Regions from separate parts of the Homo sapiens genome. Here region 2 is linked to region 1. The links are chromatin loops, found by intact Hi-C in ENCODE. Cell type or tissue: PC-9. All regions are shown on one strand. Links, peaks and the distances in the headings refer to the core of each region. The heading gives the core; the rest is flanking DNA. Region 1 has its middle 100 kb from the start of SVIL. Region 2 holds the start of LOC124902403 (a long non-coding RNA gene).

What was found. Hi-C counts contacts between places; a loop is a spot of excess contacts. Peaks named below come from ENCODE experiments on the same cell type or tissue, not always from the same donor. Only the 100,000 strongest peaks of a DNase experiment are listed, where the experiment ranks them.
Region 2: a loop joins it to region 1, with 13 times the contacts of the local background. A loop is called at or near these places in 10 of 110 quality-filtered maps.

Annotation. Positions count from the first base shown.
Region 1 is chr10:29,729,684-29,745,121 of GRCh38, forward strand. It overlaps a transcript of SVIL not described here. Among named protein-coding and RNA genes, the nearest start is that of SVIL, 100 kb to the left of the region's middle. RefSeq lists silencers at 5,703-5,842, 5,953-6,142, 6,153-6,382, 6,637-6,931 and an enhancer at 5,783-6,283. In PC-9, for the core only: CTCF peaks have their summits at 6,308 (motif pointing left) and 6,515; DNase peaks (open chromatin) are centred at 6,198 and 6,818; H3K4me3 peaks cover 4,811 bases; H3K27ac peaks cover 3,360 bases.
Region 2 is chr10:29,940,784-29,956,221 of GRCh38, forward strand. It overlaps LOC124902403 (a long non-coding RNA gene), which reads left to right and starts at 6,363. Exons shown (of 2, transcript XR_007062101.1): 1 at 6,363-6,928; 2 at 10,695-10,911. In PC-9, for the core only: CTCF peaks have their summits at 7,157 and 7,396; DNase peaks (open chromatin) are centred at 6,438, 7,108, 8,318 and 8,948; H3K27ac peaks cover 5,275 bases.

The DNA.
Region 1 (15,438 bases), core at 2,720-10,719:
AGTAGCTGGGTGTGGTGGCACGCACCTGTAGTTCCAGCTACTTGGGAGGCTGAGGCGGGAGAACCGCTTGAACCCAGGAGGCAGAGGTTGCAGTGAGCCGAGATTGCACCGTTGCACTCCAGCCTGGGTGGCAGAGTGAGACTCCATCTCAAAAAAAAAAAAAAAAAAAAAAAAAAAGGTGGCAATTGCTCTTGAGAGACAAGACTTAGAAACGTAACATGATGGCTGGGCACTGTTTCTCTCACCTATAATCCCAGCATTTAGAGAGGCTGAGGCAGAAGGATCACTTGAGCCCAGGGAGCTCGAGACCAGCCTGGGCAACATTTCTCTATAATTTTTTTTAAATTAGCTGGGCGTGGTGGTGCACACCTGTAGTCCCAGCTACTTGGGAGGCTGAGGAGGGAGGATTCCTTGAGCCCAGGAGTTCAAGGCTGTAGTAAGCTATGATCACACCGCTGTACTCCAGCCTGGGCAACAGAGCAAGACCCTGTCTCTAAAAAAGAAAAAAGTAAAAGAAGAATAAGATGCTAAGAGAACTGTAATGTGCAAAGAAATGTACTAAGGAAGGGAGATTTATCCCAGTGAAAGTCCTGGGTGAAAAACCCAGTGAGGATCACTGAAGTCAGGGCATGTACAATGAAGCTGTAGAAGAAGATGAGACTCAACCTCCAGCTTCGTATAAGTTGACCCTTCCAGTCAGAGGGGAGTGTTGAATTTTCAATCAGGAGATCTTAGTTCTAATCTTAGCGCAGGCAAGGTTCTCAACCGTGGAGCCTCAGTTTCCTCATCTCCAAGATGGAAACCCTGGGTCACCAGCCCTAAGAACCCAACGGGGTTCTTGAGCATCTCAAGTGAAAACGTCAGTAAACCAAGTGAAAACTGAAAGACTGTAAACATCTGTTATTACTGCACAAAAGGGATGAAGTAAGAGATACATGAATGTGTAAATGGAGGCCAGAAGTGGATTAAGGGCTTAGAATTGTGGGTGCAACTCAGCAACCGTGAATCATCAGGGGATCTGAAGCAACAGCAGTTTCCAGTACAAGGAACCCCTAAGATTTCGAGGAGATTTGGAGTCAGAGGGTTTTATACATGCCCAAGCAATTATGGCTTATTTTACAACCTTTTATAGAACAAAGGCGATTGAAACTCACTGAATATCCCAAAAAGGATTGTGATTGATGCTGGAGCTACTAGAGGGCCATTTATTCACAATTCACAATAATTAGGAAGGCAAGATGTTTTGGGGTGCTGGCCAGGAACTGGGAGACAAGCAGGCCTAGGTAGAGGCACAATACGAAATCTTTTTTAAGGACATGTACGTAAAATTTGATAAACCATATAACGCCTCTTCTATCTTCCTGTACCCAAGATTCTGCTCCTCGATTCTTACTGGCACATCAACTTGCTACTCTGGCTTTATTTGAGCTGACATGATTACAACACTGTTCTGAAAACAAAAAGGTGCTGCCTCTGCTCTAGCCCTCATACTTGAAGTATTTGTTTACGTCTGTTGTTTCTGAACTGCGAGTCCATCCAGGGCTGGGCCCAACCCTTATTCATCTTTATAGGTTTCCCAGGCCTGTCACACTATAAACACTCAACAGAAGATTTGCTGAATTAAATCCACTAGCCATACCACCTTGGATAAGCAACAACTTCTTATAAACTGAAGTTTTCTCATTGATTAAACAAAGGATGTGGGCAAGGTACCCTCCAGCTCCAACAAATGCAAAAACAACAGAATGTTCTGAAAACACAAAAGCACTGTCTGGAGACACATTGTAACTTTTATGCATTTCATGCAATAGAAAAATGTATAGAATTAAATCTGATTCATATGTCAATTTTTAAATAAACACTTATTTTTAGGTATTAGATCCATTCCTTTGTTAGGCAATGAAATATAAAAGCAGCCTAAGGTTTTACATATGGAAAAACTATACATGCCGGTTACCCTAAAATAACATTTATTTGGATTAAAAAAAAATGTTAATTCTGACATTTCCTTTTAAACCGCCTCCCCTGACAGACTATATCTGGAATAACATTGACATAACAGAAACAAGTAAGTCTCTTTACAATGACTACAGTTTAACAAAGGCGCCTGTCTTTTTACCTTCCTTGTTTACTGAACAAAGGCAGCAAATGTAAGTACAGTTGCCCCAGCAGCTGGCAAGTTCTCTCCCATATGCGAAGAAGTTGTGGAACAGCTGGGGAATGCAAGATGCTTTTGAACAAGCTGCTATGTGATCCAAAATAACGCCGCCTGTTCATCTTCCGTACAATGGAAGCGACGGCCCAGCGCAGGTCTGGCGCATGCCCTGCAGCGGCTTCTTTCTTTCCAGATGGAGTGCAACAAGTGGCTACAAATGGAGTGAAATGCACAAAAGCAGGGATCTTGCTCCTAACTCTTTACACGCCTCCAATTGGTTATGCACGCAGCTCATTTTCCAGTGTGGGAGAAGCTGCATATCATATCCAGATGTAAAACCTACATAATGACAATCCCTCTCTGTCCTCCTGTCCATGCACTTTCTTGAAGATAATGTTCATGGTAACTACACATCGGGTGGTGTATAATGACATTATAACGTTTCTTTATGTTGCTTTAGTCCATATCAATTGTTTAAAAGAGCAAAACCCAAATCAAGAGGTATAAAATAGCAAAAAATGATCAGATGTATTATAAGAAATTATATCCATTATATATACTATATACATATAGATACAATATACGATTTTATATTTCTTGCATGTATATACAATATAGAGTATATTTGCTCATTTGAAAAACTTTCAAGTTTTTTTAACATATGAAATAGCTATACTGGTTGCTCATTAATTGTTCAGTTTAACTGACCTATGCTTCATGCTGTCATCTAAAAGTTAGTTTAGCAATTTTCAGATCATACATAGTTGACCATGTTTAAGGAAATATTTTTGAAATGTTATGTCTCAAACTCTCCTTCCTCTTCTATCAACTTGGTGGTTCACCTTTAAACAGACTATCAGAAAATACTACATTTTCCAAGGAAATGGTCCCTCTTCCCAGGATTAGGCCAGCACCATTTTCACAGAAGCAGATACATTTCTTTAGTGCCATTGATGGCTAGTGAATGAGAAAGGAGAATACATATTTCCTTTTCACCAGTTCATTTGGTTTGGGTTTTTGTTTTTTTTTTTTTAATTCCTACCATCTTGGCCATTAGAATACTGGGCTTTAAATTTAAGAGAAAGGGAAATGGCTGAAAGGCCCACCACAAAATTACACAGTGGCAAAACCAGGAGAAAAGCTCTACAGTTCTGGAGCTCCTTGTAAACTCCTTGGGCGACTGGACCAAGTTTTCCATCACTACCAACCTTTCCCTAGCCCCAACTTGCTGAGAGAAGGAGGAATCACTAACTGTACTATATTGCCATATTCACTAAGAACAGTCAGTTCAGGGCAACTAAGAACTACTTTACCTCTCTGGATGAGGGGAGGAAGGGAAGGATTCTGTTCTTAAACATCATCATTATTAGTTAACATTTGTTGAATAGCAACTATGTGCTAGGCACTGTGCCGAGTATCTCATGAATTATCTAATTTAGTCCTCATGGTTTGAAACCAGGAGGCACTATTATTATTCCTAGCTTGTTTTGTTTAGTTTTTTTACAGACAGCTGTCTAGCTCTGTTGCCCAGGCTGGAGTGCAGTGATGCGATCATAGCTCACTGCAGGCTCGAACTCTTGGGCTCAAGCGATCCTCCCACCTCAGCATCCCAAGTAGCTAAGACCACAGGTAATTTTTAAATATTTTGTAGAAACAGGGTCTCACTATGTTGTCCAGGCTGGTCTCAAACTCCTGGCCCCAAGCCATCCTCCCACCTCGGCCTCCCAAAGCCTTGGTACTACATGTGTGAGGCACGGCACCTGGCCTTTGATTTATGTTTTAAGAGAAGAAAGTGAAGCTCAGAGGCTAGGCAAATTGTCCAAGGCTGCAGACCTCTAAATGGTGAAGGCAGCAACCGAACCCAGCCATTCTTCCCAGACTTTCCAGGCTTGCCCTCATCAGCGTGCCTGGCTGCCTCTACCTAGGACGTTCCAAGTCCCTGACTGTCACGCCAGAGTTGCAAACATCTTTCTTGAAGGCAATACATTTTAAGTACATTCAGGACAATGCCAAAGTCCTATTTTGTAAACTTGAGCTCAAATGTTGTATAAAAGTTGTGGATACAACCATATCCTTGGATCCCTCAAAGAAATTCTGAGGTTTTAACTTATCAGTCAGTAAGGTGGGCCATTATTTCCAAAGCATACTTCACTCAATTTTAAACGCACATTCAGCACAGTGGCAAAGTCACACACAGCTTAAACAAGGTGGGAACTGCAGCTCCTTGCAAAAGAAAAGGCAAACAGAGCTCCGTGCTGTGTAGAATTCCTGACTCCAGGCCCACCTGCCTGATGAAACACTGCAAAAAGCAAAGGACAGCTATTTCCACCTCTCTTTGGAACTGTCATAATTCTAAAGGTTTGGGGAGGAAACCTTAGTTCTCTTCATATACATTAAGTTTTAAATATGAGTTGGTTTAGCTATGGCACTGGCATTAACACAAGCCAGAGATAGGTGGAAAGTCCATCAAGCCCTATAGCCTAGCATAATCAAACCTGAACCCCGGGGTACAGCACACACCCAGCAGTCCATAAAGCGCTCTTCAGTAACCGACTTTGTCAAAAATAAAAAAATAACCTGGAAGAATAAACAGTCCTCTTTGGAACAGGGCAGACTCTTGGATCTGTTAACCTCTTTAAGCCTCAGTTTCCTCATCTGTGAAACAGAAATAACCTCCTGGGAAGAGGTTGTAAGGTTTAAAGAGAAAATGAAGAGCCTTCCACATTGTGTAGGGGAGAGTCCCTGGTCCATTAGCCCTTCATAAAAACCAGTGCCTGCCCTTTCCTTCCAACAGAAGAAGGGGGTGGAGGCAGATAAGACAAGACACGAAAACGTGAATTCCATCGATTGACTGCGAGGGGCTAGGGTTCACAGCAAGCAGAACGTCCTGGGTTTCTCTTCAATACCACCTCCTCCTCTCCTGTTCAGATGCTGAGAAACATCTGGCGCAGTAGAGATGCTGCCTCTGACATTTCTATGACAAAACGCGTGCCTGTGCTAGGGTTTGCACAGGCACAAGTTATCACAACCTCGGGATGGGGCTGGGGATGGCGGACAGGAGCTCCTTTAATTTCCCCAGCTGGCCTCTCCCCTTGTGAGGAACTTCTCATTGCAATAAACTGTCAGACTTCACAAGATCTCTCATGCCAACGCCTGAAGCTCTTAATCCCGCACCTGACCCAGATTGCGGCCTGGACTGGAGCCTCCCCGCCGCTCACTCACTGTAATGCAATTACCGCCTTCTGGAGCTCCACTCGGGGTGCCAGGGACTGCTGGCTGTCACCCGGGGACTAAACCACTCCCTTCGGGGAGCCCGCACGCGCGCAGAAACGTGGGCAGCTGGGGTGGCCTGGCGCACCACGCATCGGGTTCAAACCCGCGCGGGCCCTGCGGAGGCGCCGGTCTGGGACCCCGGGCTGGGGCGCGGGAGCCACCGCAGCTCCGGCCACTTGCGGCTGGTGTCGGGAAAGGAACCGGGCGATGTCGTAGTTCTGATCACTGGCGCGCCACTCCCCGGGCCACCCGCCTCCCCGCCATGCTCTCAGCGTAACGGGCAGCCGCGCTAACTTCCCGAAACTCCGCGGAGAGAAACCCTGCCCCGGCCCGCTCCTCCCCGAGGCGCGCTCCGGGGACGGAAGTGGGTGGGAGCCGCGGCCGCGCCGCGCCTTTGTTACGGCTCGGGGACCCCGCGGGCCGAGCGCAGCGCCCCGTCGCAGCGGCCCGGGCACCCGCCGGCCTCCACCCCCGGGAGGCGCCCCCGTTCCCGCTTCGGTCCCCGGCAGGGCCTCCCGCAGCCAGAGCGAGACTGACCCGCGCCTCCCGCCCCGGAGCAGAGCGCAGCGGCGCGTCCTGGCGTCTGCCGGCCCCGGCTCCGCGCGCCCCTCGGCCACCGCGCGGAGGGACTTTGCTCACCTACCCGGCTCTTCCACACCTCCCGGTGGCAGGATCGCCGCTTCCCGCCGACAGCGGCTCGGCGGCCCCGACTTCTCAGCAGCGCCGCGGCCACGCCCCGCCTCGTTCCCACCGCGCGGGGAGCGGGTCCCCGCTCGGGATGATTCACTTCGCTCCTTACCTGGAGGCTCGCGCGTCCCCACCCCTTGCGACCCGCGCGGCGGCCGGGAGCTGGCGCCCTCTGCTGGGCCACCAGGCGGGAGCACCCTCGGACTGGGCAAGGATCGGGCGGAGAGGGTGGGGACACAGAGGGGGGCCAAGCACAAGCACCCCTGCCTCTCTCAACGCGGGCACCCCTTCCCAAAACAGGGGCCAGTGCGCGGGGACCACGCTGGGACGACTCTCGGGGGAAGCACCAGAGCTGTCCCCACGCCCCAGGACACGAACTCGCGCCCGGAGCCGACCCCCTCCACGGCCAGCGGGTCCAGCCGCGTCCTCGGAGGTGGCCCAAGGAAACCGCGATGAATCGGCATAAGCACGTCCTATCTTAAAACACCGGAAAGGCAGATTTTACTTTGTTTGGAAACTAAGTTTGTGTCCTGTGTCTCAGTAGCTCTCAGGGTGGTGGCAGTCACGCCCCCCCGGTCCCAGGGCTGGGAAGATGCTTGGGCTAGCCCCCGCTGCAGCCCCGGAGATGCGGGGCTTTAGGATCCCAGGGGCTGGAGGCCAGGGCCGCCCTATCGCTCTCCCGGCCGGGGGTGTGGCTGTCCAACTCGCTCTGTCGCCCGAGTGAACTCTTCCAGCAGGTTGGCCTCTCAGGCTGTCCCCTGAGGACCTGAGCGAAACTCTGGAGGGGACCAGGAAGAAGGGAGAGAGGACATCTCCGAGACCTTCCCGGGGGTGCGCCCACACTCACGCGCCCACACTCGCGTCCCCACCTTCCCCCCCGTCTCACCTCCGCGCGCTCCTGCAGAGCCCGACTGCGCCCGCCCTCCTCGCCCACCTGCCGGGCCCGGGCCGGGGGTGCACACTAGCGCGGGGCCTTGGTGGTGCGGCACCGTCCCCTGCCCAAGCTGGCTCTCGAGGAGGTGTGGGCCCCGGGAAAGTCGGCCAGGGCCACTGTCGCCGTCGCCGCCGGAGCAGAGCCAGTGGCGAGCTCGTCAGGGCGGACCGGGCGCCTCCGTCCCCGAGAGCCGGCGCGCGAGTCCCGGCCAGCGGGCAGGCGCCCGGTATTAATTGTAGGGCCCCCGGGTGTCGGCCGCCAGGCGCTCTGAGTGGCTCGGACCGCGCGCCAGGCCGGCGGGGCCGGCGCCACCCACCCCCTCGGCGCGCGCCCGGCCCAGGGACGCGCCCACGCGCACGCGCCCAGCGGCTCAGGGCTCCCTGGCTCTCACCGGCTCTGCTGCCCGGAGGCAGCCGCTTACCCTGGAGCCCTGAGAGGCCCCTTTGAGTCTCCAGACCTTCCAGGGATAAATAAAATCTGGCGACCTGTGCCAACGCTGTGGGCCAGTTGCAAAGGAGACCGTCCTTGCTGGCCACGCGCACCTGTGAAAAAGTCGCGGGACCCCCCAATCCCCTCCACCTGGACCGAACCCTGCCTCGGTGGTTCTCGCACTTTAGCTACACCAGAGTCCTCCAACGTTTGTGAAAACACCATGACTGCCCCTCTTCGTGCCCCCTCCAGTGTCTGATTCTGTAAGACTTCTGTGGGGCCCGAGAATTTGCACTTCGAACAGATTCCCAGGTGATGCTGAGGCAGCCGCGAAGATTGAGAGTTAGGGCTTGTAAAAGTGCTTGGTAAACGGCAGAACAGTAGATAAGTAGATAAATTTCAACCTGTTAAGTATGTTACTTGTCTGTTTCAGTAGGTAGAGGTAGTTGTGCTCCTCTGAGTGTTAGACTACTTTATGTTTCCTCCTGAATATGCACCATCAGACAAAAAAGAAAAGCGAGTGTTTTTGTTTGCTCTAAAAGACCACAGATTGGGTGGCCTAAGCAACAGAAATTGATTTTCTCACAGTCTTGGAGTCTGGAAGACTGTTCTGGAGATCAAGATGTGGTCAGGGTTGGTTTCTTCTGAGGCCAGTCTCCTAGGCTTGTAAATGGCTTTTTGTGGCGTCTTCACAAGGCCTTCCCTCTGTGTCTGTGTCTTAATCTTTTCTCCTAAAGACACTATATGACTTCATTTTAACTTAATCACCCCTTTAAAGACCCTGTCTCCAATTGCATGCCTTTTTTTTTTCTGAGACAGAGTCTTGCTCTGTCACCAAGATGTGTGTCACCTACATCACATTTTTAAGTAGTGAGGGTTAGGACCTCAACATATGAATTGGGATTGGGGGAGCGGGGAGGGTGCACAATTCAGTCCATAACTGTGAGCTCCATTGCTCCTAAGATGCTAGAATAAAAATTGGACTTCAGGGCCGGGCGCGGTGGCTCACGTCTGTAATCCCAGCACTTTGGGAGGCTGAGGCGGGTGGATCACGAGGTCAGGAGATCGAGACCATCCTGGCTAACATGGTGAAACCCTGTCTCTACTAAAAATACAAAAAATTAGCCGGTCGAGGTGGCGGGCGCCTGAAGTCCCAGCTACTCGGGAGGCTGAGGCAAGAGAATGGCGTGAACCCGGAAGGTGGAGCTTGCAGTGAGCAGAGATCGCGCCACTGCACTCGAGCCTGGGCGACAGAGTGAGACTCCTTCTCAAAAAAAAAAAAAAAAAGAAAAGAAAAGAAAAGTTGGACTTCAGCCTCCCCTATCCCCTACTCCATCTCATGCCCTCCACGACAAGCTGACCTGTGGACTCACACATTGTCAAGTGCTGTGAAGGGAAGCTGGGAGGATTGAAAATGCAGTAAGGAAACAGCCCTCTCAACTCGATTTGTGGTCACAGCAGTAGCAGCGACACTCCAGTGTGGAAAAGAATATAGGGGATCTATCAGGAATTTGAGACCCTTTACCAGCAAACATTTCAGAACCGGCCTCTTAGCCTTTGTTAGCGATTCAATCCAGAGTCACCCTTGCCCAGTCTGCCCTCTGCCTACTCCCCATGTCATTGTCATCCCCCATGGGCTCCATAATTAGAGACTGTGGTGAATAAATATGCCTAAGACGCCTCATTCCGCCTGCCATCTATGGGAGCTCTGACACATTTACAGCTGGGGTAGACAGGAAGGATGTGAGGATGAGGACTTCGATGCTGACCCCACACTACCTAGAGACATCTGAAAAAAGTCATCTTCCACAAATTGGTCATTGCCCCAAATTAAGCGCACTTACTGATCCTACTTTGTAACTTTTCTTTGTGGCTTCATCCAACCCTTGATTTATTCTTTTTTTTTTTTTTTTTTTTTTCGAGACAGGATTTCACCATGTTAGCCAGGCTGGTCTCGAACTCCTGGCCTCAAGTAATCCGCCCGCCTTGGCCTCCCCAAGTGCTGGGATTATAGGCATGAGCCACTGTGCCCAGCTGAACCCTTGACTTCTTAACACCAAGCCAGGCCCTCCCCAAGCTCCAGATCCAGTGGCTGCTGGATCACCACAGACACTCCAAGCACAGTAATGTGTGGCCATAATTGAACTCTTCCCCACACTTTGTTTTCCCTGTATTACCCATCTGAGTGGATGGCACCAGCTCCACCATAGTCGTGCCTGCTAGAAACCCGGGCATCATCTGAGAGAAGACCCTCTGCCACACCCTTTACACCTCACCAGCTTCAATTGGTTTCATACAGCGTCCCTGATGCCTCCCAGAGGCCTCCTTCTTTCCCACTCCCACCACTATTGCCTCAGTCCAGGCCCTTCTACTATTTCCCCTCTGGCTTTTGACGCCAGCCTCCTGATCCCTGCTCCAGCCTGGCTTCTGAGCCAGCATCCCCCACACCATATCTTCAGTGATCTTTCAAAAACAGAAACCTGATGACCCTGCAGGCCTTCTTAAACTCTCTCAATGGATTCCCTGGATGTTCCAGGAGAAATACGCAAGCTCCGTGGCCCATCTCTGGCTATGGCCTCATCTGCACCCTTCACTCCAACCATAGGGACCACTTGTGCCCAATGCCCTGCATATTCAAGAGGTTCCATGCTCTCTGAACACACTTGCTTGGTCTAGAGAGAAGGTGTCACCTCCTTTCCAGCCTCCTCCAGGAGTCACCAACTTCAAGAAGCCTGCCTGCTTCTTTCTGAACTAAGGACCCCCTTCTGCTCCCACAGCACCCAATTAAGTTGCAGTCATAGCCATCAAATGTTGGACTGTAATCACCAGGTCACTTCTCTGTGTCCTTCATTAACCTGTGAGTTGGGGGAGGGCAAAGGTCTTACCCATTTTTGCAAGTTTGAAGTCTAGATTAAACTTGATGCTCCAAAAAAATTATGTGTGTGTGTGTGTTTGCTTTAATGAATGAATGAATTCTTAGAAAGTCAGAGGATTTGTTCAAACATAGCTTTTGTTGCAAATACCTTATTTGGGGCAATCCTCACTTCCTTGATAATACTTGTGAACATTCTCCCTTAAGTCACCTCCTAGTGAAAATATAGTTTCATCTTTTAGAATCCCTAATTAGCTTCTATGCCTTCTAAATATTCTGGGTTCCTTACACAGAGCTTTTCAAACTGTGGGTCCTGGAATCAATTTTGTGGATAAAGACCAGCTTTATTATTATTACTTTTTGATAAAACAGAAGTAGAAGTAAAAACACGAAAGTACATCCTACATAGTAAGAAAAAGCATTGAACCCAGGTATGGTGGCTCACGCCTGTAGCCTTAGCTACTGAGGCCAAGGCGAGAGACCGGGAGTTAGAAACCAGCCTGGGCAACATAGCGAGACCCTGGCTCCAAAAAAAAGGAAGTATTGTTTTCATGAAATCTTTTGTTTCAGTTCACTGTATTTATGAGTTGTATGTATTTATTGTATTTATGTGTGTGCAGGGTTGTTGTGTTGTCAAATGTATTCCTCCCTGTGGGTCACAGTTAAAAAGCTGAAGTGACAACTGCCTGAGGCAGTGCTGGAGCTGTGCTCACCAGAGAGCCCAGATTTATGGAGCTCTTGGAGAGGGGTACAGTTAAGCAAAGCTTGGAGAGTGAAACACAGTGCTCCCTCTGCAAACAGTAGGTGCTCTGTAAAGGCTTGTATGGCCTGGAGGTGGGTAAAAATGTACAAGTTGGGTGTGGGAAGTCCCCTTGGCTGGAGTCTATTGGGGAGTAGGCAGAAATGATGCTAGTGACACAGAGAAGGGAAGAGAGACTGGTTTGCTGCTAGATGCAGCCGTTGTTCTCCAAGGTTCCCAAACAAAGGCAAGAGGTACAGGGACGTGGGATTTCCTAATCCAGTTTTCAGCACGAATCTTCCAAGATTAAAAGTCTGTTATGAAGCTAACCTTCACTGAAATAAAAGTACTGCTTTCTCTGTGTTAAGAGTCGGAGATCTAAGAAGCCCAGGGCGGCCTGCAGCACTCAAAACAATGTGTTCTGTTAACCAGCAGAGCTTTCTAATCTCTGATAGTCCGCTAGTCTGGAAGGCCTATTGAGAGGGGCAGAGATGAGATAGGGTTATATAACAAAGAAAAATAACAAGCAGTCCTTAGAAAACTATAACCTTGATAGTTATGCCAAGTATTTCCATCCATATTAAAAGCCTTTAACCAAGGAACCTAGATCCAGCCCACAAATATTTAGAAGGGAAGGTTCTCACTCCCTAGTCTAAAGTTTAGAATCTGTAAAAGAAGGTTGCCATGTAAATAAAGAATACATATTATTGCTCCTCATTTGTTGTTGTTGCTTTAGTTATTCTGGTCTGGGCAGATTAGAAAAATTGAAACTTGGGCCAGGGGAATGTGGACTTAAAAAAAAATTTTTTTTTTTAAAGGGAGACAAATAGCGTGGGCCAGAGACAGCCAAAATTATAATAAAAAAAAATTCTGGAAGACAGCTTCTCTATTCTCCTACTTTTAAAAAGAAATACACTTAGCCATGAATATTATTATGGAATTATATTTTGAATTTGGAAGATGGACAAAATCTGAAAGAAATCAGACTGTGACAAGCATGAATTTTAACAAAACTTTAAAATGGGTTCCAGATTATTCAACTTCTTTAGTTTTCGGGATGGGAAATAAACAGGATGCTTTGGCAAAAAAAAAAAAGTGGTTTTGAAAAATTTCTGGAGGCTGAAATATTCTTATTCTTTGATATTATTTCTAATATCAGCCATGTTTCAGCCATTGAAACTAAACTAGATGGGTGTCAGTTGAATTTCTTTTTCTAAATACAGAGAAGACTTTTTAACTATTACTATACTTTAAATATAGTTTGACCACACCAAAACTCCTGCTGAAATTTGATCTCCAATGTGGCAGTGTTGAGAGGGAGATCCTAGTGGGAGATGTCTGGATGATGGGGGCAGATCCCTCATGAATAATAGACTCCCATAAGTTTGAGTTCTCACTCTCACTGGAATGCATTCATTCCCAAGAGAGCTGGTTGTTAAAAAAGAGTCCAGCTTCCTTGGTTTCTCTCTGTTGCTTCTTCTCTCACCATGTCATCTTTTTGCACACATCCACTCCTCTTCTACTTTCTGCCAGGTGTGGAAGCAGCCCAAAACCCTCACCAGATGCAGCTGCATAATCTTGGACTTGACAGCCATCAAAATCATGGGCCAAGTAAACCTCTTTTCTTTATAAATTAGCCAGTCTAAGGTATTCTGTTAAACTAACACAAAATGGACTAAAACAGCTATATTTCTTTTTTTGTTCTTTTTTTTTTCTTTTTCTTTTTTTTTTTTTTGAGACAGAGTTTTGCTCTTGCTGCCCAGGCTGGAGTGCAATGGCATGATCTTGGCTCACCGCAACCTCTGCCTCCCAGGTTCAAGTGATTCTCCTGCCTCAGCCTCCCAAGTAGCTGGAAGTACAGGTTCCTGCCACCATGCTCAGCTAATTTTTGTGTTTTTAGTAGAGATGGGATATCACCATGTTGGCCAGGCTGGTCTTCAACTCCTGACCTCAGGTGATCCACCCACTTTGGCTTCCTAAAGTGCTGGGATTACAGGCGTGAGTCACTGCACCCAGCCTGATTTCTAATTGTATAATTAATAAACGCTTCTTTAATATCTTAAAAATTCACAAGAGTTTGGGTAGTAAGAGGAATACATAAACAAAGGTTTTAATTAAAATTAACAGTATAGGTGGGGCAGAACTAATTTAGCAGGAGTTGCTCCTCCTTTTCAAAGCAGCTGTCATAGCTAGAGGTCATGTAGTTATTTCTTTATGCTGCTGCCTCTTCGGGCACTATCAACTATCTTTTGGCTATTAAAATTAATGGCAAACCTTTGTCCTCTGAGGGAAATGACTGAATGTGGATCAGAGTCAGCTACATTGGGGAACAATGCCATCTTTGGCCAAAGGGGTTGTAAAAAGCATACCACAAGTCACAGAAGGCTCTTTTAGGCCCTCATGGTAAGAGATGGCCAAAAATCCATGAAAAGGGATTTATCAGCTTAACCCAACAATACGTAGCATTCATTAGGATGCGACATCTCCCTGCACCAGTACATTGCTTTTCTTTCAGAGTTAGAGTCTTGCTCTGTCACCCAGGCTGGAGTGCAGTGATGCAATCATAGCTCACTGCAGCCTCGAACTCCTGGGCTTAAGCAACCCTCCCACCTCAGCCTCCCAAGTAGCTGGGACTGCAGGCGTACACCACCATGCTCAGCTAATTTTTGTAGCGACAGTCTCACTATATTTCCCAAGCTGGTCTTGAATTCCTGGCCTCAAGCAATTCTTCCACCTTGGCCTCCCAAAGTGCTGGGATTACAGGCTTGAGCCATCATGCCCAGCCCACTTGGCTTTTGCCTGCTCTCTACCTCACCTGCCACTCCCTCCTTCCAGCCTCCTGTTGGCTGTCATTTCTTTTCTAGTTGAGCACCGTAGTTTATCTGCTTCTCCATCCTCCAAGGGTTACAGAGCCAGCCAGCTTGGGTTCAAAGCTGTGTCACTTTGGGCCAGTTATTTAATCTATAATATCTATTGATCAGTTACAAACTGGGGATTATAATAGTACCCCGTTCTAAGGACAGCTGTGAAGAACTTCCGATAATATCTTAAACATAGCAAGTGGTTAATAAATACTGACTTTTCTTAGTTATTGTAAATTAAAATTCCAGCCACTGTTCCTTCATGGAGTCACCTATTTGAATGAAAGTCACTTGAGGCTTTTTCAGTGTTGTCAGCAGTGTGAGGATGCTGGGACAAGACTTTCATGCATTGTCACATGCATTTCACTTGTTTGTTGTGGAAAATTCTTACTGAGAACTTTAGGCCTATACAAGATGCTAAATAGAAAGTTATAGATCAGCCTCTTTGGATTTGAGATAAGAAAGGAAATAGACATCATTTGTAGTCACTACCAGATGAAGTCTGAGGACGTCCACATTATATTTATATATTGCCTTTCCCAATAGACTGTCAGTTCCTCAACAGCCAACCACCAGTGCTTTGACTGAGAAGAAATTATTCACCCTTTGCCCTTGGTTTCCTTTCTCTTTTTCTTTCTTTCTTTCTTTTTTTTTTTTTTTTTTTGAGATGGAGTCTTGCTTTGTCACCCAGGCTGGATTGCAATGGTGCGATCTCAGCTCACTGCAAACTCCACCTCCCGGGTTCAAGCAATTCTCCTGCCTCAGCCTCCCAAGTAGCTGGGATTACAGATGCCCGTCACCATGCCCAGCTAATATTTGTATTTTCAGTAGAGATGGGGTTTCACCATGTTGGTCAGGCTGCTCTAGAACTCCTGACCTCAGGTGAACCGCCTGCCTCAGCCTCCCAAAGTGCTGGGATTATAGGCATGACCCACTGTGCCTGGCCCCTGGATTTCCTTTCTAAGCAGTGTCCAAAATCCCCAGAGTTTCTTAGCTAATATTCTGCCACACACCATCAGCAGAATGCCTCAGGAGTGCTCCTCAAAGGTGACCTTCAGGATCTTGTGCCAAGAGTTCAAACAGAGACATGTCTGGGGACCCCTGCAAAGAGCTCAGTTGTGACAGCTGAGTAGAAGTGAGCTGGTGAAGAAGGGTGGAAAGGTAGAAAGAAAACTCCTGGCCGGGTGCAGTGGCTCACACCTGTAATCCTAACACTTTGGGAGGCCCAGGCAGGCAGGTCACCTGAGGACAGGAGCTCAAGCCCAGCCTGGCCAATAAGGCAAAACCCTATCTCTACTAAAAATACAAAAATTAGCCAGGCGTGGTGGCGTGCACCTGTAGTCCAAGCTACTTGGGAGGCTGAGGCAGGAGAATCGCTTGAACCCGCAAGGCGGAGCTTGCAGTGAGCCAAGATCGCGCCACTGCATTCCAGCCTGGGTCACAGAGTGAGACTCTGTCTCAAAAAAAAAAAAAAAAAAAAAAAAAGAA
Region 2 (15,438 bases), core at 3,160-11,159, 210 kb after region 1:
ACTGAGCAGAGCTGGTTCCATCATTTGCAAGGTCCAGTGCACAATGAAAATGCAAGTCCCCCTGTTCCAAATGCAGGGGGAAAGTGCTGTTAAAGTACTAGCATGTAAAACGTTGCCCTTTCTTCTGCAGCCTCTGGACCTATAATGGTGCTTTCTATTTGCTAGCCATGCTCCTCTTGGGCGTGCAGTTTCTCTGGGGCTGGTGCAGCCCCTCACAGATGTAGGGGACTCTTTGTGCAGGGGGACTCAATGAACTTGTCCACTCGTGAGCACGGCCCACCAGCTGTGGAGTCATCCATCCCATAAACTCTGCTCCCCATTCTCACCATCCTGCAGCCCTAACCCACTGCTGACAGCAATCCCACCCTGAATCACACTCAGTAGTTGCATTGAGGGTGAATGCGAGGCTCACCTGCACTGAGTCACCCAGATCAGGGTGGGGATGGTCACTGTCTTGCCCTGCTCTGAGACCCCAACCCTCCTGGTGCCTACTCCTGGATCCCCACTGAAAGCAGAGAGGGATGGAAGAACATTGGGTCCCCCTTATTGCGCATCCTGGTGATTTGACTTAATTGACACCCAGGGGGAACGGCAGCAGCAGTTGTTTCTGGGCAGGAGCAGGAAAAGGAAGGCTAGATAGGGCCTGAGAAGTCAGAGGGTGAAAAGAAGGAGGCCAAGAACTGGAGAGGTGATGAAAGACAGTCACGGAGGAGCTGAGGTTCCAAGTCCCCATGCATGCTCTATTGTCTCAACAGACCTCACTTACAAAACACAAACTCAAAGATAAAATTTAATAATAAAATAAATTAAATTAAGAGCAGTAAAACCCAACTGAGGGACCCTTCTGAGCCCAGAGCCCTGTGCAACTGTACTGGTGGCTTGCCCATGACACCAGCCCCATCACTTAGCAACACTTGACAAGAGCCAGAGACACCAAAGCACTTGCCATTGTCCCTGCCTCTTTAGCTTGTCCTGTTTTTTTCCAGCCCTCCAGTGGGGTCTAAGTTTGCAAGCTCTAGATTCAACCACTATAATGCAGGGACTACCTTTCACCTTTTAAGCTTGAGTCCAGCATGTGCACATCAGGCTGCTCAATGCATGCTTGTTGCATTTAATAGACTCATATCCACAGGAGCCCCCATCTTTTCCTTTCACTTTCACCAGTTGGTGGTTGTCTTCTCCTTCCCCAGGCTGCCTAGAGTTATCCTAAGAAGCACTTAGGTCTCCTTTCTCCTAAATGACTGGGGTCTAGGGACATCTTTCCAGCTCTTACTGCCAGGAGGCTGCAGGCTATAGTTGTCACCTCTTCCATGTGCAGAGGGCTACAGGAGCCACAGCAATGTGTTCCCATGGTCATTTGCTTCTGTACACTTTGCAAAAGTTAGATATTTTAGCAGTTAAGATGCTGCTTCTTTCCATTCAGACGTCTCTCTGTCTCACTTCCCTTCTGGTCAGGTGGCACTGGAGTGGCCATGGCATTTAGGGGATCTGGCTCAGGGTCATTGAGTTGGGCGTACATTTAGGGTAGACTTTGGGGGATATGTGTAGGTGGTTTGCAGACATGTAGGTAAATAGTTAACCTACTGCTGGCAGAAATTCACAGGCAGAAGTAGGGTTGAGATTTGTCTGACTCTGATGGTGCTGATCTAAAAATGATCCTCTATTGCCTTTTATTGCTTAGTGACCCCTCATCAGGTCTTTGACTCCCCAAATTAAGGACAGGATGGTCCATCCTCAGCCACTTGCCAACATTTGACATCCTTTTGCATCTCCCTAATGGACTCTGGTCTTTTTGCCCACTGCTGTCTATTTGTCCATTGCTCTCTGTCCATTGCTGTCCATTGCTCTGAGACCATTGCTCAGACTTTTTGCCTTTGCTGGAGAGTGTTTTTCTTCATGCTCTTCCTTCAACTAAAATGACCATGCCCAATCATATCTGCACTAATTCCTTGCTGATTTCACCTGAAATACAGACATTAATGGAGATAACATACAATTTATAAATATATCTCTAAAAAAGTATATCAAAGACAAACTCATTAAGAAGTGACATTAATTTTTCAGTTTTTAAGGTTAGTTGCGGTGAAAAAATCTTGAATGCCCCAAATCCTATAGCTTTTGTATGAAAGAAACATACAGATTTCCCAAAATTTGGCAATAATTCTGACAACTTACTTGCCACTGCCAACAAAGAATCATGAGGCTGAAAGAAACTTTTATAAACAATCAATAATAAGATTCAAAAATAAAAATAAAGATCAACCATATCAGAGACAATACTAAATTATTTTTCCTTTTTTTTCTATAGAAAGATATTATAAAAGTGTATTATAGATAGGCCAAGAGAATGTTGCAAAAAAATTTGGAAAAAAGTATTACGGAGTCGTGTCAGGCACCCAATTAATAAAAAGCGTTGCTTTTTTTTCCCGGAATTGTATATGTCTATGTATTTGTCAGCATTTAAAAACTTATAATTTGGCTTTTAAAAATCATTCTAATAAATCTTGCTTTCATACTTAACTTTTATTTAATGGATTATATTTCTTGAAGAATTTCCCCAATTGCGTAAGTTTTAGATCCCAAATCTGGATCCTGATGGGTCCTAGACAGCTAGTATCTGAGGAGAGAGAACCCTCCGGTCACTGATGTTTCTGGGAAGACATGGAAGAGTCAGCCAAAGTTGGAGGGGGGTAACTGAATCAGAGTTCAAGGTCAGCAGAAGAAAGACAGGGATGAAAGTTGGAATGAAGAGAAAGGCCTCAGGGTTTCCCTTTAATCAAGAGATTAAGTAGGGAATTGTTAATAATAAAATCATTACTGGGCCTAGTGGCTCACACTTGTAATCCCAGCATTTTAGGAGGCTGAGGCAGGAGGATCTTTTGGGGTCAGGAGTTTGAGACCAGCCTGACCAACATGGTGAAACCCCGTCTCTACTAAAAATACAAAAAAAATTAGTCACCCGTGGTGGCACATGCTTGTAGTCCCAACTATTTGGGAGGGTAAGGCAGAAGAATCACTTGAACCAGGGAGGTGGAGGTTGCAGTGAGCCGAGATTGTGCCATCGCACTCCAGCTTAGGCAACAGAGTGAGGCTCTGCCTCAAAAGAAAATAATAATAATAATAATAGGCCAGGTGCAGTTGCTCACGCCGGTAATCCTAGCACTTTGGGAGGCCAAGGCAGGTGGATCACCTGAGGTCAAGAGTTTGAGACCAGCCTGGCCAACATGGTGAAATCTCCTCTCTACTGAAAATACAAAAAGTAGCCCGGCATGGTGGCGGGTGCCTGTAATCCCAGCTACCTGGGAGGCTGACGCAGGAGAGCTGCTTGACTCTGGGAGGCGGAGGTTGCAGTGAGCCGAGATAGCACCACTGCACTCCAGCCTGGGTGACAGAGCAAGACTCCATCTCAAAGTAATAGTAATAATAATGATAATAAATAAAATAAAATTATCATCATCATCATCAAAAATAAAATAATGACTAAATATATATTCATTAACTGTTTTACTTTAACTCAATGCAAAGGCACCTTCATCTGGCAGGTGTAGGGCAAGGCTAAAGTCTTCTCTCGAAGTCTGAGTCCTCTAACAGAGCTGCTTCTTTGGCTTTTTGGTGTAAACCACAATGAAGAATCCTCAACCCATAATGCGGATTTCTCAAACGTGGAGGAATGACTTTCAAATATGGAAAATGGGAAGTAATGGAGTGCAGTATCCTTCCGGAGCATTAACTTCTTCCCTTCATATTTTTCAGTTCTCTCACCAATCTGTAATTCAACAGCTCAACAGCAGGCTGTTCTTTGATTGACTTGCTGTTAAGTTTTCCAAGGCATTCAACCTTGTTATCATAGAAACTGCTCTTTTCTGTACTCATATTTCATCAGTTTATAGGTTATTCACAGAATTACATAATTGTTAACATAAGTGTAACTGATGGACACAGATCCGGAGGTAAACACACCTGACTCAGGTACCTGAACAACTCACTGGGCAGATGTGGGCACATGCCCTGGAGGGCTGCTCTCCAGCCTGCGTGGTCCATGGAGTATGAGCTTTACGTGTGTTTTCCTGGGAAAAAGGAGATTATGGTTTATCTAGTAATTCATGGGTGGAACTAGGTGAAGAGAGCACCTGCCATAATGGTAAACTGAGCAAAAGGAAAGTAGTAAAAAGAGGTGCAGAAGGAAAGATTGCTGAACCTCAGCCCACATGCAGACAATGAACGTGGTTGGAGATTCCCATTCTGCCAAACTGCCCAAGCTGTGCACTAGGTTAGTTATGAACTATTGCCATAAAATGAATTTTCTGATAAGAATATTTTCTGTAGGAATATTGAGGAGCCCACCGCCCTCCTTGGGTTCAGGTTAAGTTGGCTGCACAGCATTCATGATCCACACCAGCAACTAGCATGTTTCTCTGTGCCCCTTCCACCTCTTGTCTTGCTAGGTCTGACCTCCTAGTTTTGTATCCTGAGTAGGCAGGCAATCCTCAGAAAGGAGCCCATAGAATTTTCTGTAGTGACTCTAGGGTATTATGCTTCCCTGGCACCTCTCCTGGTCAAAACTAGGTATGGAGGTGGCCCCAAATCTTCCTGGGTTTTGGTTTGAACATCAGCGTGTTCAGAACCCTGACTGGGCCACTTCCTCTATCCCATATGCATGAGAGAATCACCAACAATATTTGACCTTGAACATGGAACCCTTGTGCGCCACAATGCAGCCCCTACCTACCTCGCCAGCCTCTTCCCTACCCACCTCTCCAGCCTCGAGCCACAATGGGACACCCCTCACCCCCATTCTCCAGAAACACATATGGGTTTTAGTCTTAGTCCTACACAAACAACAAAAAAAGTCATTCCTGGATTCATGCTTCCAGGACATGCTGCCTTCTGTGAGAGGGCTGTTTTTCCAGACATCCACTCTACCTTGCCTCTCATGTCCAATACTCATGAAATCCTGTTAGTTCTATTTCCTAAATATTATGTGATTTTTCTGCTTTCTCTCCACCTACCCCTTAGAACCAGCCCTCCTCCTCTCTCACCTGGACCATTGCTGAAGGCTCTCAGCTGGTTTAGTTGTCTCCCAACTCTTCTCAAGCCAACCCTTTCTTTAAGCTGAATGCAAATTCAATCATGCTACCTTCCTGTATAATGTCCTTTACGATAAATTCCCAATGCCCACAAGATAAAGCCTAAATTCCTCACCCAGGCACACAAGGCCCTATAAGATCTGGCAATTATTGTGATCAAGTATGTTTCTTTCTTTCTTTCTTTCTTTCTTTTTTGAGACCGAGTTTCACTCTGTCGCCCAGGCTGGAGTGCAGTGGTGCGATCTCAGCTTACTGCAACCTCCACCTCCTGGGTTCAAGTGATTCTCCTGTCTCAGCCTCCCGAGTAACTGGGACTACGAGTCCTGGTGCCCGCCACCATGCCCGGCTAATTTTGCATTTTTAATGGAGATGGGGTTTCACCATGTTGGCCAGGCTGGTCTCAAACCCCTGACCTCAGTTGATCCGCCTCAGCCTCCCAAAGTGTTAGGATTACAGGTGCGAGCCACTGTGCCTGGCCTATTTTTTTCTCTTAATAAATTGTGAGTTTCTCAAGGGTGGAGACTGTTCCTCTATCTTCCATATCCAGGGCACATTGTAAAAAATATTCAGATTAGGCCACTTATTTAGAAATTCATGGAAATGTTGATTGGGACACAATCAACCCTTTGAAGATATCTTCCAAAGGAAATCTTTGTTGAATTTGGCAAGTGGTTTAATTCAAGAAAGATATGTTGAAATTTTAGTTTTTAAAAAGCTTACATATAAAAAACAAGTTTTAAAAAACACAAGATATATAAGAAACAAAATTTAAAAACAAGTTTGCCCCAATTGATCTTGGTCTCAGATACCCAGAAACAATGTAGTCCTGTAAGGTCTTCCACATGCTCTAAAGATGTCCAGAAAATTCTGTCAGTGGGATCTTTGCAAGAAAAGGTATACGAGTCAAGGTGGAGCCCGATCCTTCTGCCTCATCGTCACTGTAATGAGAGGGAGAGCAGTGGAACCCATTCAGGGTCTACCAGGAGGCAGCACTCTCTTCCCTGGAAGCCTCTGAGACTGTCAACCTTCCAAGAAGGTGACTCTGGAGGGACAGGGTAGGATTATGTCATATTCCTGGAATAGTGTAGCAAAAGTCCCCCTGTTTATGCACTCTGCTGAGATTCAGGTCTGTGCTGGCACAGGACAGAATGTTCCAGCACAGGATAACTATGTTACAGTGCCAGTTATGAAAGCAGGGGAGTGTCTTGTGTTGGGGGCAGAGCAGTCTTTGACTGCCACGCTAGGTAAAAGGCCACCACGAAAGCCTTCTTATTTAGTCTGAGCTTTCACAATTCCAGGCTCTTGCCAGTCTCAGGATTTTTCTCGTGAATGAACCAGGAAGGTCCAAGGTAGGGTGAGCAAGGCAAGCTAGCCAGGGATAGGAGCAGGGCTAGTTTGTAGTGCAGGCTGCCCTGCTGAGGGGAGCAGCCTCATATGAGTCCAGGAGGCAGTCAGCATGATTCACCGAGCCTGTTGGAGGCTAGTGACTTGAGCTGGTGTTTCATAAGGCTCTGCATGGGCAGTTTTCCCTCCCGGATTCCTCTCCATGCAGCTGCAGACTGAGGAAAATCAAAGCCACAGCTTCTGCTGGGATTTGCATGGGAAAGTTTCCCCCTTCCCTGGGAATGTCCTTTCAGTTCTCTACACCCCGTGGCTTCGACTATGTTCCACAAACACTGAGCCAACAGCTTGCCAGAACCCCAGGGTCAGCGCCTGTGGAACCTGTCACCCACCTGCAGCTGCAAGTCTTGGGATATGCGTGAGACCTCAGACAGCAGTCTGCCTGCTGGGTGGAGGTGGGGGGTCCAGGCCAGGATGGGCTGACTGGCAAACATTCCCAGGTAGGGTGACCAACTCATCCTGGTTGTCCCAAGACTTTACTGCCTTTAGCACTAAAAGAATCATATCAAAGGAAATTCCTCAGTCCTAGACAGAAGAGGACACCCTGTCCCCTGACTCTCTAATCCCCGGCAGTGGTGTGCCTGCTGACCTGCCCAAATAGTTGTACTTATCCTGAGCTGCTGATTCACCTTGTGGACAGGGTGGCTCAATGCAACTGATGGCACTTTCCTCTTTGGCTGGCTCCTAGAAAATTCATTTTAAAATTTATTTTATTTTATTTTTGAGACTGGGGCCTTGCCAGGCTGGAGTGTAGTGGTGCGATCATAGCTCACTGCAGCCTCAAACTCCTGGGTTCAAGCCATCTTCCTATCTTAGCCTATGGCATAGCTGAGACTACAGATGTGTGCCACCACGCCTGGCTAATTAAAAAAAAAATTATTTTGGTAGAGATGGGCCTTGCTATGTTGCCCATCAGGTTTTGAACTCCTGAGCTCAAGTGATCCTCCTGCCTCAGCCTCCATAGTCGCTGGGACTACAGGTATGCACCACCACATCTGGCTAATTTTTAAAAAAATTTTTGTAGAGACAGAGTCTCTCTATGTCGCCCAGGCTGATCTTGAACTCCTGGCCTCAGGCATTCCTCCTTGGCCTTCCAAAGTGCTGGGATTATACACATGAGCCGGCTGCTGGAAATTTCAGAGCCTAATTTGTACCTCTCCCTAACGAATTATATAGGAATGAGTAGGTGCAATTTGTGTGTTAATCTTTCTCTTAGCCAATCCATCTCTCCTTAGCATCTATTTGTCTTCTTTTAATACTTACTATAAAACACACCTTCTCTTACATCATTGGCCGTAGCTTTGTAACCATTTCAAATTATATTTCAAAGACCTACAAATTGTTAGGCCCCTCTCAAACCTCCTGCAGGGAAATCTTTCCTATCTGCCCAAGACCCTTCTTTGAGTGTGTCTGGCCTTGGCCAGGAGGCACCATTGTAACAAAATAGACCTGATCATGCACTTGGGGAAAAATCACTAATCCTTAGTGTCTGCTGTTATGAACAGAGGTATTTTTAAAAACGTTAGAAACATGTATAGGCCTTTGCTGAAATTACGATCAAATTCTGTACCTGCTTAACAATTTGTTCCATCACAGTGTAATGGCGAGCGTGCGCCTGGCTGCTCCCCCAAATGATCGCGGTTGGGTTTTCTGTACAGTTTTCTCTCCAGTCGAAAGATAATTGCTTTCCACACATAGGAAAATCTAAGCATAGAACCAGGTGTTCAGGTAGCTTGGGCTGAGCCAAATGAAACCAGCCACAGGCAGGCTCTGTGAAAACAAGATTTAGCTTGCATGACAGCTACTGTTTCACTGGCTTTGATGAGGTGTGAGCGATGTGTATTTCACAGGCCACAATACGGCTTCGAGAGGGAGCCTGAACTTCAGTGTCTACTTCCAGTTCTTTGCCCTTGGCTGTTTTGATTTTCAGTCTGAGAGGTACTCCTGGGCTAATTCACTTTTTTCTCTGGCACTCGTAGAAAGAATCCAGGCACTATTCGGCACAGTAATTTGAACATTTTTCATTTAGGAGGATCTGGCCATGGGACCAAATCCTGGGACCAGTGAGTCTTGGAAAAATCACTTAGAAAATGTATCCAAGGCCTGTTTGCTAAAATCATTCCCTCTTTTCATTTATCTTTGCAGACATTTCGCTTCCTGTCTCATAACAAATTCAAATAACAAATTCAACTTTAGGTCTGAAAAAATGTGAGCTGTGACCACAATATATTGTTATCTGAATTGTCCAGATGGTCCAGGAAAAAAAAAATTGAAGCTTATTTGATTGATTTCTCTAACTTCCCAGACAGATTATGATTCATTGGGAAAATGTTCCCTGTGGTTTTCTAGAGTATTTTCAAGCAATAGCCGTGCCGAAGGAGCTTCAGGGTATGAAGACTAGTTTCTAAATGATACATAATAAACCCTGTTGCTTGGCAAAGTTTTCATTTTGAAATCTGAAACCTTTACCATCTCCAAGTTTCAGGATAGCAAAAGAATCTCAACTGATTTCACCAAAATCAATTCCTGACCTTTGACCTTTATTACAAACTGTAGCATGAAGTCTTTGCCCCACTCAAAAGTATACAATTTTTTTTCATGAATCATTGTGGTTCGTTCAGAAAAACTTGGCCAAGGCATGAGGTTTATGTCCAGTTTAGAACACTTGTGCCAGATATGATACATTCAACATGATGTGTGGTTTCCTCTTTTTTTTTGAGACGGAGTCTTGCTCTGTCACCCAGGCTGCAGTGCAGTGGGGCACTCTCGGCTCACTGCAACCTCCACCTCCCAGGTTCAAGTGATTCTCCTGCCTGAGCCTCCCAAGTAGTTAGGACTACAGGCACCCGCCATCACACCGGGCTAATTTTTGTATTTTTAATAGAGATGGGGTTTCACCATGTTGGCCAGGCTGGTCTTGAACTCCTGACCTCAAGCAATCTGCCTGCCTCGGCCTCCCCAAAGTGCTGGGATTACATGCATGAGCCACCATGCCCGGCTGGTTTTGATTTCTTGAGAAATCCCTGTAACGGCACCTTGAAACCCCACCAAGCCATTGTGAGGAGCATTTAAGCCAAACCAAGATCCCTGTTTAGGGTTTGATGTTGGATTCTCCTGGCAATGTGGGTCTTGTCTACAATACAGTTGGTGCACACTCCCATAACCCACAGCAGCACCCGGCTGGATGAAAAATGACTCTATCCAAATGATGGGATGTGTTCTTTCCCAACAGAGGCCCACACGGCTCTGCGAGCCTTCTTCAGGGAAGCTCTGTAGTGCCTGAGCTGTCATCCTAGCCCCATGAGAGAAAGGACAGGGAAGGGGGTTCCACAGCCTATGCAGAACTTCAGGGGAGGGGTGGTGGCCAGGAATGTTCACCTCTTCCCACAGGCCTTTATAGATGTCAGGACATGTCTGGACAGAATCAATAATTAGATTTATCTGGGTAGGAGGCGGTACTTTTGCACGCATACACACACACACACTTTTTTGGGAGGCTGAGTAGGGGAGAGAGGAATGAAACACAGTATTATTCTTGCAGATACAGAGCTATAATGATGGCGTTGGAATAGCTGGCAGTGGGAGAATAATCTGTGAAACTGAAAGGAGCTGTTCCTCACTTTTTGTTTCCCCCTTTTTTTCTTTTATTGATATGTAATATTTGACATGTTTCTGGGGTACATGTGTGTTACCTACTTCTAAGGTTAGACAGAGTCTTGATAGCTCAGGATTTTTTTAAAGCTAGGTGTATGGTTGATTTTAATGGTAATATTTCATTTGCAACTCAAAGGATAAATGCTTGAGGGGATGGGTACCCAATTCTCCATGATGTGCTTATTTCACATTGCATGCCTGTATCCAAACATCTCAGGTGTCCCATAAATATATACACCTACTGTGTACTCACAAACATTAAAAATAAAAAAAATCACTACTTCTTAATACTATATCTAAAATCTTAGCACCTCCCCAAATGCTTTCTAATTCATCGCCAGGCTATGCAATTGTTATAGTTTCCATCCCTGAGGGTTAAGTAGGATCATGACTCCCATCACAGGGATAAGTAACCTAAGGTTCCGTGGATTTTGTTTGTTTTCTAGAGCAGGGAGCTCTATTCTTTTAGGCTTTATCCACTTGCAATTTCTTCAGCATTTGTCCTGCTTGTCATAGGGTTTAATTTCCTCTTCTTTTCCTCCTTTCTCTTAGACATGTGGGCTTAAAGCCATCCCTCACTGATCCCTGCTAGCAGATGAATATATCGGAAGGTGATGAGTACGAAGGAGCTTGGCTGCCAGCCAGGCGGTGTCGGAAAAGGATGGGAATTATGTTGTTGTGAACCTAAAGCTGCTCCAGGAAAGTCTATCGAAAAGTTAAAAACATTTAAATAAACAAATAAAAGGATGAGAATGTTGAAATGCTAAAAGATCAGTGGTGTGTGGGATTCTTCGAGCCCTGCAGTTTCAACACATTTGAGGTGGAAGGGCCAAGATCGGCCTGCCATAGCCCTTTGTTTAGAGGATGTTCAGCCAGTGGTGACTCCACAGGCCTGCAGCCTAAAAGCCCAGGGGCAGATGCAAAGGCAGTCTAGACCAAAGCGTTGTCCCATGCCCGCACAGGTGCGGACAAGTCCAGGAACTCGCCAGCTGTTGCAGCTCTCTCAGAACAAATACAGCCATAACCATTGGAGGGCCAGCAGGCAGCCTCAGCCTGCAGAGAGGTGGGCTCCGTCACTCCGGCCTCCTTGTCTCTCCTCCAGTTTGATAGAAGCCCCACCCCCGGTCTAATATTACAATCCATATAGCTTGTGTCACCAGCTTGCCTATTTCCAGTAAAAACCAGGTAGCAAATCTAGGCTCAGTAGTGTGTGCCTGCAGTCCCAGCTACTCAGCAGGCTGAGGCAGGAGGATCACTTGAGGCCAGGAGTTTAAGGCTGTAGTATTCACGATGATGCCTGTGAATAGCCACTGCACTTCAGCCAGGGTGACACAGCGAGACCTGTCAAAAAAAAAAAAAAAAAAAAAGCAAAAACAAACCAAAAACAGGTAACAAATAGAAAATTTGTCACAATCCCTTTCAGGACAGTCAACATTATAACATTATGATTAATATTTCTAAAGGGGACAGACAAATGCTGGTTGTCTCTGTCTGTGAAGAAGTGTATGTTATATTCAGTGGTATGTGTATTCAGTCACATATATTCAAGGTGGCTGAACTTCACAGAACCCAACTATATTAGTCGGTCCTTGCGTTGCTCTAAAGAAATAACAGATTGGGTGATTTGTAAAGAAAAGAGGTTTGATAGGCTCATGATTCTGCAGGCTGGACACGAAGAATGGTGTTGGCATCCACTCAGCTTCTAGGGAAGCCTCAGGAAACTTACAATCAGGTGGAAGGTGGAGAGGGAGCAGGCAAGTCAATGGCAAGGCAGGAGCAGGAGGGAGAGAGGAGGGGAGGCAGCACACGCTTTTAAACAATCAGATCTTGTGAGAATTCACTCATTATTGCGAGGACAGCACCAAGGGGATGGTACTAAACCATTAATAAGAAATGTGCTCCCAGGCCAGGCGCGGTGGCTCACGCCTGTAATCCCAGCACTTTGGGAGGCCGAGGCAGGTGGATCCCTTGAGGTCAGGAGTTCAAGATCAGGCTGGCCAACTTGGTGAAACTCCATCTCTACTAAAAATACAAAAAATTAGCTGGGTGTTGTGGTGCACGCCTGTAATCCCAGTTACTCAGGAGGCTGAGGCAAAACAATCGCTTGAACCCAGGAGGCAGAGGTTTCAGTGAGCCGAGATCGTGGCACTGCACTCCAGCCTGGGCAACAGAGCAATACTCCGTCTCAAAAAAAAAGAAAAAAGAAATCTGCTCCCATTATCCAACCACCTCCCACCAGGCCTCACCTCCAACATTGGGGATTACATTTCAACATGAGACTTGGGTGGGGACAAATCTACAAAGGATATCACCTATTAATATCCCCACTCCCACCCCGGGTGGCCGGGATCCCAAACAGCAAAAGAAGAGTTTTAAAAGTTGGGGAGCATAAGCAGAACTGAGGGATTCATCTTGTTTTGGAATAGTGTACACAATGTGTAGATCAAAGACATGCAAAAATACATGCTCATTTGATAGAAAATCTTGGGAATTTTCGCTTTTTTTTTTTGAGACGGAGTCTCACTCTGTTGCCCAGGCTGGAGTGCAGTGGTGCAGTCTCGGCTCACTGCAACCTCCACCTCCTGGATTCAAGTGATTCTCCTGCCTCTGCCCGTCTCAGCCTCCCAAAGTGCTGGGATTACAGGTGTGAGCCACTGAGCCCCACCGGAATTTTTCTTTATAAGATACCGTGGCAATGATGAAAGTTTGTCTTCAGTACCACAGATTTGGTGACCTTCAGTTTTGTAAAGCAACTGTCTTCAAACACCCTGGCCTACACCTTAAAAGTATTTTGAAAAATTACATTCCCCCTTGCACATTTCTAAGTTGACATTTAAATCCTTTTCTTCAAATATTTAAATAACTAAAAAAGATAGAATTTCCAGCAAAATGTAAACACTGGCATTTAAAAAAATGACTTCATTACTCTTTAAAATATATCTGATGGAATATAAACACAAGGGTGATTTGATACTCTCACTACCATCTATTTAAAAACCATTAATATTCTCTTCTTTAGCTGTTGGCAATTTAATATCTTTATATTGTATTTCCACTCCTCTTTCACACTGAATTTTATTCCAAGAAAATATAATTTTATAAATTAAAATTTGTATTAATTGCCCATCCTACTTCCTTGTCACAGAAGTATGTATAAATATGGACATTTAAGAAATTATTTTGGCCAGGTGTGGTGGCTTATGCCTGTAATCAAAGCACTTTGTGAGGCCAAGGTGGGCAGATTGCCTGAGCCTGAGCTCAGGAGTTCGAGTCTAGCCTGTGCAACACCGTGAAACCCTGTCTCTACTAAAACACAAAAATGCTTAGCCAGGCATGGAGGCACGTGCCTGTAGTCCTAGCTACTTGGGAGGGTGAGGCAGGAGAATTGCTTGAACGCGGAAGATGGACATCGCAGTGAGCTGAGATTGTGCCACTGCACTGGGCAACAGAGTGAGACTCTGTCTCAAAAAAAAAAAAAAAAGAAAAGAAAAAAATTATTTCTTCTGAATTCAGTTATGATTTTAATATTAATCTACATTTTGATTAAAAATACATTAAAGGCTATGCACAATGGCTCATATCTGTAATCCCAGCACTTTTGGAGGCTGAGGTGGGAGGATCACTTGAGCCCAGGAGTTCGAGACAAGCCTGGGCAACATAGTGAGACCCCATCTCTATAAAAATTGTTTTAAAAATTAGTTGGGCATGGTGGTATATGCCTGTGCCTGTAGTCCCAGCTACTCGGGAGGCTGAGGTGGGAAGTTTGCTTGAGCCCAGGAAGTCAAGACCACAGTAAACCATGATTGTGCCATTGCACTCCAGCCTAGGCAACAGAGCAAGACTGGGTCTCAAAAGAAGCAAAACTATACATTAAATAAATTTTAATTAAAATAATTACTAAAACATCATTGGAAATGTACCCTGATAAGATGGCTAGGAGTGTCTCAGTGCCTTCATGAAAGGACATCTTGCTGATGCCAGTATTTCTAATGATCCCTTTCTTTGGTAACCCAGGGTGGCAGATAGACTCTAAGATTGTCCCAAATTATTCCCGCCTCCTAGAGTCCATGGGCTTGTAGAGTCCCCTGCCAAAGTGTGGTTGGAACTGTAACTTGCTTCTAGTTAACAGAAACAGCAAGGGTGGGTACAAAAATACAGTTAGATAGAAGAAATAAGAGCTGGTGTTTGATAGATCAGTAGAGTGACCATAGTTAATAATAATCTATTATATATTTCACAATAGCTAAAAAAGAATAATTCAAATGTTCCTAGCACAAAGAAAGGATAAATGTTTAAGATGATGGATACCCCAATTACTTGGATTTGACCATTACACATTATAGGAATGTATCAAAATATCACACTTACCCCAAAATATGTGCATCTATTACGTATCAATAAAAATAAATAAATACATACATACATAAATAAAGGGGGGAATCAGAATACATCAAGGGTGTGTGATGAATGTTATGTCTGTGATTATGCAACAGGAGATGGGACTTTCCATCTTTCTAGCAGGCTTTCTCGACTCTCTCCCTTATTGACTTTGTTGATGTAAGCCTCCATGTGGTAAAGCCCTTGTGGCGGGAACTCAGGGCAGCCTCCGGCAACAGCCAGCAGGGAGCTGGGACTCAACAACCTGCCAGGAAGTGAATCCTGCCCAAACCACATGAGCTTGGAAGTAGATTGTTCCCCAGTGGAGCCTCAGATGAGACCCCAGCCTGGCAGACACATTGAATGCAGCCTCTTATGAGGTCCTGAAGCAGAGGACTCAGCTAAGTTAGGCCTGGACCTCTGACCAACAGAAACCATGAGAGAGTAAATATGGGTTGTGTTAAGCCACTAAATCACCCACTTAACACACTGGGGTCAATGCACTAGAGGTTAGCACTATAGCAGTAGTTGGGATGGGGGAAGGGTCTGACCTTCCCCTATAAAGTGGGAGAAGACTGTGAAGGGGAGGTATTTTCATAATGTTTCCATCACGAATGTTTTGTTCCAAATATCTCAGAAAGCAGTACATTCCAAGATTAAGAATCTGGAAATTGCCAGGTGCGGTAGCTCACGCCTGTAATCCTAGAACTTTGGGAGGCCGAGGCGGGTGGATCACGAGGTCAGGAGTTCAAGAACAGCCTGGCCAACATAGTGAAACCCTGTCTCTACTAAAAATATAAAAAATTAGCCTGGCGTGGTGGTGGGAGCCTGTAGTCCCAGCTACTCAGGAGGCTGAGGCAGGAGAATGTCTTGAATCTGGGAGGCAGAGGTTGCAGCGTGCCGAGATCGCACCACTGCA